Regions from separate parts of the Homo sapiens genome. Here all the other regions are linked to region 1. Evidence: chromatin contacts called from ENCODE Hi-C or POLR2A ChIA-PET data. All regions are on one chromosome and are shown on one strand. The core of a region is the stretch at or near the end of the contact, and the rest is flanking DNA. Distances in the headings are between cores, read along the strand shown. Region 1 holds the start of MIR3659HG (MIR3659 host gene). Region 2 overlaps INPP5B (inositol polyphosphate-5-phosphatase B). Region 3 holds the start of LINC02786 (long intergenic non-protein coding RNA 2786).

The links. Hi-C counts contacts between places; a loop is a spot of excess contacts on that map. ChIA-PET counts read pairs that join two places held with the same protein, here RNA polymerase II (POLR2A). Pooled maps may share reads with other maps.
Region 2: a loop to region 1 is called in a pooled map, with 2.2 times the contacts of the local background. The contact joins the enhancer-like site here to the promoter of MIR3659HG in region 1. A Hi-C loop is called at or near these places in 7 of 50 pooled maps. POLR2A ChIA-PET finds 5 or more read pairs at or near these places in 3 of 52 experiments (WTC11, activated CD4-positive, alpha-beta T cell and activated T-cell).
Region 3: a loop to region 1 is called in a map of PC-9, with 5 times the contacts of the local background. The contact joins the promoter of LINC02786 here to the promoter of MIR3659HG in region 1. A Hi-C loop is called at or near these places in 14 of 168 maps with a recorded cell type or tissue (PC-3, PC-9, aorta and 11 more) and 16 of 50 pooled maps. POLR2A ChIA-PET finds 5 or more read pairs at or near these places in 1 of 52 experiments (WTC11).

The regions. Positions count from the first base shown.
Region 1 is chr1:38,045,280-38,049,561 of GRCh38, reverse strand. MIR3659HG (MIR3659 host gene) reads right to left here and starts at 2,428. Exons shown (of 5, transcript NR_168386.1): 1 at 1,948-2,428. It overlaps POU3F1 (POU class 3 homeobox 1), which reads left to right and starts at 2,769. Exons shown (of 1, transcript NM_002699.4): 1 at 2,769-4,282. The coding sequence starts at 2,819. The coding sequence ends at 4,174. RefSeq lists enhancers at 1,465-1,965, 1,966-2,466 and a silencer at 2,379-2,708.
Region 2 is chr1:37,923,606-37,927,887 of GRCh38, reverse strand. All of the region lies in intron 7 of INPP5B (inositol polyphosphate-5-phosphatase B), which reads left to right. Among named protein-coding and RNA genes, the nearest start is that of INPP5B, 21 kb to the left of the region's middle. RefSeq lists an enhancer at 1,486-1,725. Within about 2 kb of position 1,868, at least 5 of the 41 ENCODE cell types and tissues checked have a DNase peak (open chromatin) inside an H3K27ac peak, as active enhancers do.
Region 3 is chr1:38,139,173-38,143,454 of GRCh38, reverse strand. LINC02786 (long intergenic non-protein coding RNA 2786) reads left to right here and starts at 1,880. Exons shown (of 6, transcript XR_001737991.3): 1 at 1,880-1,998. It overlaps LOC105378654 (a long non-coding RNA gene), which reads right to left and starts at 1,784. Exons shown (of 7, transcript XR_001737987.2): 1 at 1,741-1,784. RefSeq lists an enhancer at 2,425-3,338.

The DNA of each region.
Region 1 (4,282 bases), core at 1,179-3,678:
GCCAAGGGCTCTCTTTGCTGTGCCAGCCAAAGCTGCTGCCTCCATAGACCCCCATCCCACGGTAATGAGGGGAATGATGAGTGAAAACTCACAGGTCCTGTGCCCTTGGACAAATTTTGGGTCCCTCATCTAGGCAATGAAGATAATAATCTCAGTGCTCTCTCACAGGGCTGAGAGGTACAGGTAAAAGTACTTGCTAAAACACTGTGCCTGTATGTATACCTATGTAACAAACCTGCACATTCTGTTCATGTATCCCAGAACTTAAAGTATAATTTAAAAAAAAAAAAAAAATCCGTGCCTGTTGGTCATTGTTCTTCCAGCCTCAGTGGCAATTCCAAAGGCTGGAAATCAAAACACCTGCCCGCTGTCCAGACTTCCTTCAACAGGAACTGAGACAGATTCACAGAATCACAGACCATGAGAGTGAGAAGTGCCAGAGAGGTCGACTGGTCCAAACCTCTGCAATCCCACGCTACAGGTGGAGAAACTGAGATTTAGTTAGAGAGGGGGAATGCCTTGCCTGTCACTGAACAGCAACAATGGAAACGACCAAAGTAAACACCTATCTGAGAGCTTTACACCCCCGTTGTCTCACATAACTATCTGACCTACCTTAGTGAGACAGGTGGGCTGCCTATAGTACTGTTATTCCCAACATACAGGAAGGAAAACCAAGAGCTAGGAAGGCTAGACCAGAGTTACTCTTGCCCAGGGAGATGATGGCAGCTCCAGGTTGAAAGCCCAAGCTTCAATATCACACAGGCCTGGTTAGGGCTGGCACGAGCATGGACTTCACTGCGGAATTCCCAGTCTTCCTCCTACCTCCCAGGCCTGGGAAAGGTGAAAGACCTGGGCTGCCTCAAGGTGACCATTCCCTGGGCCAGAGTCCAGGAAAGCCCAGTATCTCTAGCTCGGTTCAGACACAGAGCTCCATCGCAGCTCTTACAGCTAGGGTGGGACCACGGAGCCTGCTCAGGACAGTGGCCAATGGCAGGATAAGGGCCCTGCTCTGTCCCACTCCTTCCCTGGCTGGTCCTAGGGCATTCAGGGCCCACATGATCAAAGTCTGTGCCCAGGGTGACCCCTGTCACTGTCAACTCTGTCCCAGCCGCCCTGGATCGTTCCAATGGCAGCTGCCACCTGAGCCCCCAGCAACTTTTTTCAATCTAAGGATTTATTCCACAGACCTGATTTGCCCAGTGGGGCCCTAGGTGGGCCCCCAGCTCAGTTCTGTGATCTGGGACCCCAGGGCCCTGTAAGCTATAAATCCACTTGAGGCTAGATCCAGGAGAGAAAAGAGGGAGGACTGGCAGCTGAAGACTCCCTGGGACCCAAGCCTCGGTGTGGGGAAGAGGAGAAAACACAGCTCAGTACCCTCAGCCTGGGGCCCAAGGTCGGGTAAGAAGGCACAAAGGAACTGCAGTGAGGTCCGACTCCACTCAAGATCCTTCAGGGAGTCCTCAAGGGCTGGGGCGTGAGGAGGTAGCTAAATTCCACTGCCCACCTTTCCAACAAGGCCTCCTCAATCTCAATTCCCTTTTCAGCAGCTCCAGGCAAGTCCGGGCAAACTCTAGCCCAGGGCTCTTAGCGAGGCTGGACAGCTCCCGGCCTGCACGCCGGATTTCTGGAGAGCCCGAGCCCCTTCCCTGAGCCCATCCTTCTCCTCTCCCGGGGCGTGATCCCACCACGACCACAGCCGATGAGCCGTTCAAGCTGGGAGAAGGAGCGAGAAGGCTGCAGCGGCGCAGGTCAGATACCCCTGGGCCCAACGTCCACCCCCAACTAGCGCCCTTGCCAGCAGCGTTTTCCCCGGAGCCACAGTCTCCACCTCGAGATCTTCTCCTTCTGGAACCCCGGAGCGCGGCCGGGTACCAGGGGCTCGCGTAGGACTGTAGAACCGCTGCCGCCCGCCGTCCCAGCCCCAGCTGCCCGCGCGGTACTCACCTGGGCCTCAGTGCCCGGGAGAAGGTGTGCCCGCGCGAGGCGTGAAGCCAGAGTCCGTCCGACTCCGCCCGCACCGGACGCGCTCTCAGGGCAGAGGAGGTCGGCGGAGTTGTGACGCTGGGACTAGAGGAAGGAGAAGGAAAGCCGAGACGGGCCGGGCAGACGCGCCGAGGAGCGCCCAGTGCACGCTGGCAGCCGCGGGAGGCGAGGCGGGCGCGGTGAGCAGTCGCGCCGGAACCGAGCCGCGAATCCGCGCCGCCTCGCGCTCGCAGCCGCCAGGACCCGCGGGAATCCTGGTCCGCCGGCAGCGGTACTGAGGAGGGAGGGGCGCGGGGCTGAGCCGCTTCTCGGAGCCCGAGCGCCTCCCGGAGCCGGCAATCCCTGCTGCCCGGGCGGGATGCGGGCGGGAATTCAGCTCGCGTGGAATGTGGGACCGGCCGGGCTCGGAGTCTCCAGCGCTGGGGGAAAGCGGGGCCCACACAGCCAGGACGAGAGGGGGTGCGGTCCCAGGGCCACCCCCGCGCCACTCCCCACGTGGCGGCCGCGCCCCCGGGGCGTGAGTGTGTACGCGGACGGTAGGGGGGCCGTGAATGAAGCCCCAGCGGCCAATCAGCACGGCCGGCGCGCGGGACCCCGGGAGCGACGCCCAATGGAGAGCTCTGGGCGGCCGGGCAGGGTGGCGGGCGGGCGCGCGGGGCGGGGGCCGGGCAGGGGAGGCGGGAGGCAGCTCCGCGGGCAGCCAATGGGCGGCGGGCGGGGTGGGGCTCCGGAGCGCCGAGCGGGTCGGGGCTTTAAGCCGGCGGAGCGAGGCGGCGGGGCCCGCAGACGGAGCGGAGCGGCGGCGGCGGCGCGGCGCAGGGCGCGGGGCGGCATGGCCACCACCGCGCAGTACCTGCCGCGGGGCCCCGGTGGCGGAGCCGGGGGCACCGGGCCGCTTATGCACCCGGACGCCGCGGCGGCGGCGGCGGCGGCGGCGGCCGCGGAGCGATTGCATGCAGGGGCCGCGTACCGCGAAGTGCAGAAGCTGATGCACCACGAGTGGCTGGGCGCGGGCGCGGGCCACCCCGTGGGCCTAGCGCACCCCCAGTGGCTACCCACGGGAGGAGGCGGCGGCGGCGATTGGGCCGGCGGCCCGCACCTAGAACACGGCAAGGCAGGCGGCGGCGGCACCGGCCGAGCCGACGACGGCGGCGGCGGCGGAGGTTTCCACGCGCGCCTGGTGCACCAGGGGGCGGCCCACGCGGGCGCGGCATGGGCGCAGGGCAGCACAGCGCACCACTTGGGCCCGGCCATGTCGCCCTCGCCCGGGGCCAGCGGGGGCCACCAGCCCCAGCCGCTCGGGCTGTACGCGCAGGCGGCCTACCCGGGGGGCGGCGGCGGCGGCCTGGCCGGGATGCTGGCGGCGGGCGGTGGCGGCGCGGGGCCGGGCCTGCACCACGCGCTGCACGAGGATGGCCACGAGGCGCAGCTGGAGCCGTCGCCGCCGCCGCATCTGGGCGCCCACGGACACGCACACGGACATGCACACGCGGGCGGCCTGCACGCGGCGGCGGCGCACCTGCACCCGGGCGCGGGCGGCGGCGGCTCATCGGTGGGCGAGCACTCGGACGAGGATGCGCCCAGCTCGGACGACCTGGAGCAGTTCGCCAAGCAGTTCAAGCAGCGGCGCATCAAGCTGGGCTTTACGCAGGCCGACGTGGGGCTGGCGCTGGGCACGCTCTACGGTAACGTGTTCTCGCAGACCACCATCTGCCGCTTCGAGGCCCTGCAGCTGAGCTTCAAGAACATGTGCAAGCTCAAGCCGCTGCTCAACAAGTGGCTGGAGGAGACCGACTCGTCCAGCGGCAGCCCCACCAACCTGGACAAGATCGCGGCGCAGGGCCGCAAGCGCAAGAAGCGCACGTCCATCGAGGTGGGGGTCAAAGGCGCGCTCGAGAGCCACTTTCTCAAGTGCCCCAAGCCCTCGGCGCACGAGATCACCGGCTTGGCAGACAGCCTGCAGCTGGAGAAGGAGGTGGTGCGCGTCTGGTTCTGCAACCGGCGGCAGAAGGAGAAGCGCATGACCCCTGCGGCCGGCGCGGGCCACCCGCCCATGGACGATGTATACGCGCCTGGGGAGCTAGGGCCTGGCGGGGGCGGCGCATCGCCACCCTCCGCGCCCCCACCGCCCCCGCCGGCGGCGCTGCACCACCACCACCACCACACACTGCCCGGCTCAGTGCAGTGACCCCGCGGGCCGGGCCCCCGCCGGCGCGCTGCAGGGCGCGGGCGCGCAGCCCGCCCGCGCGGCCTGGACTCTTTTTGTTCGGTTGCTTTGGATTTTACAAAAAAAAAA
Region 2 (4,282 bases), core at 619-3,118, 120 kb after region 1:
GAATTCAGGAGTGTTAGGCTGAGCTTGGTAGAGATTATAGTAGAAAAATGAGGCCGGGCGCAGTGGCTCACGCCTGTAATCCCTGCACTTTGGGAGGCCAAGGAGGGCGGATCACGAGGTCAGGAGATTGAGACCATCCTGGCTAACATGGTGAAACCCCGTCTCTACTAAAAATACAAAAAAATTAGCCGGGCATGGTGGTGGGCGCCTGTAGTCCCAGCTACTCGGGAGGCTGAGGCAGGAGAATGGCGTGAACTTGGGAGGCAGAGCTTGCAGTGAGCTGAGATTGCGCCACTGGACTCCAGCCTTGGTGACAGAGCGAGACTCTGTCTCAAAAAAAAAAAAAAAGAAAGAAAAAGAAAAATGAAATGGAGCTAGTTTCAGACTGGAATCCACGTCTTCAGGTTCAGACCAGTGTCTAGGAGGTAACTTGTGGTGTTGAAGTCAGGTAATGCTTTTGGTTGAGTGGCAGCTTGTTCACGTGATTCTCTTGCCAAGCCCAGCTTGCACTGACTTTAGATTGGTAGTTGAATCGGTAGATTGGTAGGAGTCTTTCTGCTCCTGCACTTATTTAACTGCTCCTTTTTTTTTTTGAGACGGAGTCTTGCTGTGTCACCAGGCTAGGAGTGCAGTGGCACGATCTTGGCTCACTGCAACTTCCACCTCCCGGGTTCAAGTAATTCTCCTGCCTTAGCCTCTCTAGTAGCTGGGACTACATACATGCACCTGCACGCCACCACACCCAGCTAATTTTTGTATTTTTAGTAGGGATGGTGTTTCACCTTGTTGGCCAGGATGGTCTCCATCTCCTGACCTTGTGATCTGCCCGCCTGGGCCTCCCAAAGTGCTGAGATTACAGGCGTGAGCCACCGCGCCTGGCCTCACTGTTCTTAACATCTTTTTTCTTTTCTTTTTTTTTCTTCCTAACCACTAGATGACCAGGGATGCTGTTAACTTCCTTTTGCAGCTTTTTCTTTCCTTAAAAAGAGTGAAGTCTGATTTGGGAGAAATACCTCATTATTTCCATCTAGCAACTGAAGTTGCTCTTATTCAGAAAACCCCATTGAGGATCCTGTACAGGGCCCAGTACTTATCCAAGTCAGTCTGTAAAATGTTCACCTGCATTGCATCCTGGGTACATGCAAAACCTGGAGCTGTGTTCTGGAGGGTTTTGAACTATGCACTAAAAAGGAAATGGCTACTCAGAAGTCCCACAGGGGCCATTCTGGGCTATTTTAACAAAGCAGTAATAGCAAATACATTTTGTTTTTTTTTAATCCAAAGTTGATTAGAAATGAGCCAGCTTCGCCGGGTGTGGTGGCTCAAGCCTGTAATCCCAGCACTTTCAGAGGCCGAGGTGGGCGGATCACAAGGTCAGGAGTTCAAGACCATCCTGGCCAACGTGGTGAAACCCCATCTCTACTAAAATATAAAAAATTAGCTGGGCGTGGTGGCGTGCGCCTGTATCCCAGCTACTTGAGAGGCTGAAGCAATCACTTGAACCTGGGAGGCGGAGGTTGCAGTGGGCTGAGATCACGCCACTGCATGCCAGCCTGACGACAGTGAGACTCCGTCTCAAAAAAAAAAAGAAATGAACCAGCTTTGTAGTAACTCAAATTTACAAGGGGATGTGTTTAAGTATTTTTTCTTCTGGACCCAGGAAACAAAGTATTAAAGTCTGTCATGCCAGTGAAAGGAAATGAATGCTATTTATATCTCAGGGTAACATAAAGGGTAACCTAGTTTACCAGAGTAGAAGCCAGAGAGCATGTTAGCAAAATAGCCCCCGGGGTGGTTTTCTCTCTCACTCTCTCTTTCATCTTGTTTTGTCAGTACTAATAGGTAAAACTTGTGTGACCAACATATCCTTTTAGCATGGAGAAAATAAATTTGCTTTTGTTTATCTTAGAGAACAAATATTGCCCATCATTTCCACCGTTGTGGGAAGCTCTGCAGGCTCCTAAGTAACTTATTTTAAGTCACTTTGTTTCCTTAAACAAAAGAGAACTGTATTCGTTTTTCTTCTTCCTTTTGTTGTTCCCCTCTCCATTTTCCTTCTTTGGGCCATTTAATCCAGTTTTATGTTTCTAGTACAAGAGAACCCCCTAAAGATTCTTTTTTTCTTCTGAAAACAGTTTGTTTTGGAATTCTGCAGTTATTGTTGAGAGCAAGTGAGGTGACCCACAAACACTCAGTTAGAAGTGGAGCTTTGAACAGAAAAATCCTCAGGGAGGGACAGTTCAGGAAGAGGGAGGCATCAATATATTTATTAGAGGAAAGATACTGTACTGTTGGAGGATAGATGCTAGCTGACTTGCATGTTTTTCTTTGCTACTTAAAATATACTGTTAGCCCGGCACAGTGGTGCGCACCTGTAGTCCCAGCTACTCGGAGGCTGAGGCAGGAGTCTTGCTTGAGGAGTTCCAGACCAGCCTGGGCAACATAGTGATATCTCTAAATTTAAATAGATAAATATATAAAATAAATTACGCTCTAACAGTTTTGTTATTGGTGATCCATACATGAACTGAAGCTAGCAAATATGAATGAGAAGAGACTTTCTTTCTTGGAATGCCAATGATGAGAATTTAAACAAAGTGGATGTCAAGAGGCCTGGACATTTTTCTTTTTCTTTTCTTCATGGTTCCTTGGTGCACTATTACTTTCTCTTTTTGTTTTTATTTATTTTTATTTTTATTTTATTTTATTTTTTTGAGACGGAGTCTCACTCTGTCACCCAGGCTGGAGTGCAGTGGTGTGATCTCTGCTCACTGCAGCCTCCACCTCCTGGGTTTAAGCAGTTCTCCTGCCTCAGCCTCCCAAGTAGCTGAGATTACAGGCATGTGCTAACATGTCTGGCTACTCTTTGTATTTTCAGTAAAGACGGGGTTTCAACATGTTGGCCAGGCTGATCTTGAACTCCTGATTTCAGGTGATCTGCCCACCTTGGCCTCCCAAAGTGCTGGGATTATAGGCGTGAGCCATCATGCCTGGACTAATTTTTATATTTTTAGTAGAGACAGGGTTTCACCATGTTGGCCAGGCTGGTCTTGAACTCCTGACCTCAAGTGATTCAGCCTGCCTTGGCCTCCCAAAGTGCTGGCATTACAGGTGTGAGCCACCATGCGCAGCCTCTTTTTGTTTTTAGAGACGAGATCTCCCTGTGTTGCCCAGGCCGGTCTCAAACTCCTGACCTCAAGTGATCTTCCCGCCTCTGCCTCCCAAAGTGCTGGGATTACAGGCATGAGCCACCGCGCTTGACCTCTTTGTACGATATTAAACGTGTGTCTCAACTTTCCTCTTATGTCTTTAAAATGGGAGTGAATGTTTGCCTCCTGGAAAGTCACACAGGACTTAAGCAATGCTAATTATTTAGACGTGCTTTCATTTGGGAAATACAATTAGAAATGGGAAATGCTGGCCAGCAGCGGTGGCTCATGCCTGTAATCCCAGCACTTTGGGAGGCTGAGGTGGGCGGGTCACTTGAGGCCAGGAGTTTGAGATCAGCCTGGTCAACATGGCGAAACCCTGTTTCTACTAAAAATACAAAAATTAGCCCGGCAGGGTGGCACATGCCTGTAGTCCCAGCTAGTCAAGAGGCTGAGGTACGAGAATCGCTTGAACCCCAGAGGTGGAGGTTGCAGTGAGCCGAGATCACGCCACTGCACTCCAGCCTGGGCAAGAGCGAGACTCTGTCTCAAAAAAAAAAAAGAAAAAGAAATGGTAAATGCTCACCTCTGAGAACTGAGAACCTGGCTGCTGTCTTCAGGGTCTATCCTAGGGGGATTTCTTCCTGATAAGAACTGCATTGGCTGGGCACAGTGGCTCAGGCCTGTAATCTCAGCACTTTGGGAGGCTGAGGCAGGTGGATCACCTGAGGTCAGGAGTTTGAGACCAGCCTGGCCAACATGGTGAAAACCTGTCTTTACTAAAAATACAAAAATTAGCCAGGTGTGGTGGCTTGCGTCTGTAATCTGCGTGCCACTTGGGAAGCTGAGACAGAAGAATCACTTGAACCCTGGAGGCAGAGGTTGCAGTGAGCAGAGATCACGCCACTGCACTCCAGCCTGGGCGACACAGCGAGACTCCATCTCAAAAAAAAAAAAGAACTGCACTTACTCCTTTCCTCCCTCCATTTTCATATTTCTGAATGCAGTCACTAACAACCTCAGGGTATCCTTGACTCTTCCCTCTGCTCTCATGTCTAATAAGCAAATTCTGTTCATTTTTTTTTTTCTGCAGTGCCTCTCCTATCTACCCACATTTCAAAATCCCCCTTATT
Region 3 (4,282 bases), core at 631-3,130, 94 kb before region 1:
TGTAGTACCCTTTGGGAGGTGGTGTAATAACCCTTGGGAGGTGGCGTAACACTTGGGAGAGGCAGTTCCATTTGGCCAAAGGCAGTTCTTGGGAAAAGACTCAGAATATTGTTGGCCACAGATGCTTTCATTGACTGGGAGAACAGAGTGCCTCAATGAGTCCTTTTGCAGGAAAGCCAGGGAGACATACCATGGTATTCATTATACCCAAATCAGGGAAGTAAAGATGGAGAGTGGTGGTCAGTATTGTTGCTGAGGTCAAGTAAGCAACCACTGGACTTGACCACAAGGAAGTCACTGCATATTGGGAAGTGAGTTCATTCAGAGGAGCAATGGGGAAGAAGCCCACGTAGAAGGTAAAGAGTGAGCAGAAGATAGGAAGGAAAGATAGCTCTTTTGACCCTGCTAATGACTGGCTTCCTATATGGGCCTAATACCTATGAGCAGTTATCCTTTAGGAATGCACAGCTTTGAATGTAGCTTGCATTAACTCTGTGCAATCATGTGTGCAGACACATGTACACACACAGGTACACATTGAGCTGCCCCAAGGCAAGGATTCCGGCCAGAGACTTGTAAGCAGACCTCTATCCTCATTAACCAATAATGACCTCTGCAGATCAGACTTCTGTACACCACCTCTTCCTGTATACCTGGAAAGTCAAGATTTCCCAGCTGGAGTTTTGGCTTTGTCTTCAAGTCTGATAAGAATCCTGGCAGCAACCCAAAGCAAGGAGAGCCCAAGGTACTAACAACATTAACAACAAGTTAATATTCAGTGACTATCAGCTTTGTCCAAAGCACCTGCAAAGCGCTTTACAAACATTAGTTAACTACATCCTAAAACCCTGTCAGATGGGTACTTCTATTATTCCATTTTACTGATGAAGAAGCAGAGGCTCCAAAAAGTTAGACAACTTGCCCATAGTTTGCACAACTGGTTGGTAGCAAAACTGGGATTGAGATTCCAGTGAAATTGATGGCAGTCACAAGCAGCACACTGAAAAACGGGCAGGTTCATTCATTCATTCAGCAAATATATATGGAGAGCCTACTATGGGCCAAAACTGTTCCAGGCACTTGGAAAACATCAGGGAGCTATACCCACAGAGATCCCCTTTCCTCATGGGACTTTTCTAGAGGGAGAGATAGACAAACAGTAAATTTTATTTTATTTTATTTTTTTGAGACAGTCTCACTGTTGCCCAGGCTAGAGTGCAGTGGCATGATCTCAGCTCACTGCAACCTCCGCTTCCCAGGTTCAAGCGACTCTCCTGCCTCAGCCTTCCAAGTACCTGAGATTACAGGTGCATGCCCCCATGCCTGGCTAATTTTTGTATTTTTACTAGAGACGGAGTTTCACCATGTTGGTCAGGCTGATTTCTAACTCCTGGCCTCAAGTGATCCACCTGCTTCGGCCTCCCAAAATGCTGGGATTACAGGTATGAGCCACTGCACCCAGACAACAAACAATAAATTTTATATATTAACATTTACTCATTTATGTATAGTAAAAGACAAAGTGGACGCTGTGGTGTGGCACCCAGTTCTCCACTTCTGAGCGGATGCACTCACCCCCAGCTGCTTTGAGCACTGGTGGCCAAAGCCATTCAGCTGAGTCCCTCCCCAGAATTGTGCTCAAAGAAGACAGCTGCTTTACCCAAGGTCACTCCCCTTCCCTGGGGGCAGCCCACACCCAATAGTAGGTAGATGAAGCTATAAGTTCCCCAGCCCCCTCACCTTAATGCAGAGCGACTCTGAAAGTCCCCCCAGCTCACAGCTCCCCATGGGGTCAGCTGAGGCCTTTGTTGTGACTACATCACAATTCAACTGTTCCCTCTGCCTGGTTCTGCTTCCTCCACTGTGAGAGCCTTCCCCTGTAAACCTCCTGCAAGCCGAAGTCTCTGTCGGAGTCTGTTTCCCAGTGCACCCAACTTGTGATAGAAGGTATATGTTCTGCTGAAAAAGAGAAAAAGGAAAAAAAAGAATAAAAGCAGAGTAAGTTGGATTGGGAGAGCAGGGCTGAAGGGGCAGCAGGTTGCAGGATCAATAGGATATTTAAGGTGATCTCACTAAGAAGTGACATTGGAGCAGGCTTGAAGGAGGAGGAAGAGGGTTATTCAAGCAAAGATCGGGTAGAAAAGCATTCTAGGCAGAGAAACAGCAAAGACTCTAAGGCACGGGTGCAGCAAGGAGGTCATTGTGGCTGGAGAGGAGTGCAGGAGAGAAAATAGGGGAGGAGAAGTCAGGAGTGGGTGGGGTTAAAGGAGCAGATCACATAAGGACTCACAAGCCCCTGTAAGGTCCTCAAGTATTTCTTCAAGAGGAGCAGAGAAGGACAGGGTCTGGCTGCCGCATGGAGGGGAGGAGCAGGAGCAGGAAAGCCTGTCTGGAGGTTGCTACAGTAAACCAGGTCTTCGTGGGGTTGGTCGAGGTGGTGGCAGTGGGGGTGGTGAGAAGTGATCAGATTAAGAATATGTATTTAAAATACAGCCAGCATGATCTGCTGATGGACTAGAAGTAGGAAGTGAGAAAAAGAGAGGAGTCAAGAATGACTCCAGGGTTTTTTTGTCCTGAGCAATGGAAGCAAGGACTTGCCAAGAGCTGAGACGGGGGAGGACTGCAGGAGAAGCAGGTTTGGGGGAGACCAGGAGCTCTGCTTTGGAGCGTCAAGTTTGAGATTCACAGAGTAGCATCCAAAGGACTGAGCCAGCCCAAACTCTGTGACAAGGTACAATCCTACTGGGGCTCAGGAACCCAGTGGAAGTGAGTGACCCTGGGGGCTCAATGGCACAGGGGTCTGAGTCTATGATCTCATCACCTGACATTCCAAGATCCACTCCAAGCTCCTCTGGCAGCCTAATTCTGTGAGCAAAAGACAAAAAGACAGACAGAAAAGTCTCCATTTGATGGTGGAGAAGGGTCCAGCCCTGTGCATGTTTGGGACTGAGCTGAGAGCGTGCTCGCAGGTGAGAGTAGGGAGTCTATGCAAGTCGAGTGTGATCGTGCACATGGAGATGTTGATTGTGAGTGTGAGTGTGTGTGAGTGTGCGTGTGGCAGTGCAGGTTCAGGAGCTGGGCTCACCCGGAGTGTGCAAGTGTGTATAAGACTGATGCAGTGGCCCTAACTGCCGGGCACACTCCAGTGTGGGTGAGGAAACAGGCCAGCCCAAGGCATGAATGCACAGTAGCCTCCCATGGTAGTGGAATGTGTAGAATAAACAAAGGGCTGCTATCAGCATTTGAAACACAGCACTTGGGTCATCCAGCGGGTGGGGGCAGCATTGCCCCCTTAGCCACCCTGAGCCACATGGGTCCCCTCGGAGCCCTGCACAAACAGTCCCAGGACATGGAGGTCCCTGCAGCTCCCCCATTCCATGCCCTCCTGTTCCCCTGGGCTGCTCTCGGCTGGGCTGGGAAAAGTGCCGACACAGCTCCGGGGAGGGAGGAGAGTTAACTCTCCATTTGCCATTAAACATAATCAGGGAGCAATCTGCGTGGAGCCCGCTGCTCTGGCCAATAAGTGATTCCCCAGAACAACAGATAAAAGCCTGGCACTAAAGTGCAGCCAGAAACGATGTGTAATTGGGATGAAAGAATCCTTAAATCTGCACGCTGCTTTTAACTTGGGAGGCTTAAATTACAATTAATAGTTCCCTTGAAGAAGGCAGTAGGGGAATAGAGGAATTCCAAGGCCTCGAGCTCAGAGCCCTGGGCTGCATTCTCAGCTCTCCAGTGCTGGGGGAGTACAGGGGGTGCTGGGTAGTAAGGAGGAAGAAAGAAGCTGGGGGTAGGAGGGGATCCTTTGCAAGGTCTTGGGCACCCTGATGGGTTGCATTCGTTATGAGTTCCAAAGCCACCAGTTCCCAAATAAGCTCATCCGTACACCTGGACTTTCGCCCAGTTTCCCTCACAGTGTCCCTGGGATGTCGCCAACAGTAAAAAATCATCAGCCCCATTTTGCAGATGGGGAAGCTAAGGAGACACACCTGCCCTGGAACCCTGAAGTGTGCCTAATCCACCTGCAGTTCCCAAACTAGGAGGAACCTGAGAGCGCATCCCTCCTTACGGTTCACTGGGGTATAGCGGCCCTGAGAGGGGAGGGTGTCTGCCCAGCATCGCAAAAGGCTGCAGTGTGCAGCTAGTCAGTGCTAGAACCCAGACCTCTTGACTCTAGCGGCCATTCCTTCCTCTGCACCCCAGGCCAATGAGCCTGGAATTCTCTAAGGAGAGTACAGTTCTCTGGCACTAGCCATGCAGCCCCTCCCTTCCCCTACCTGCT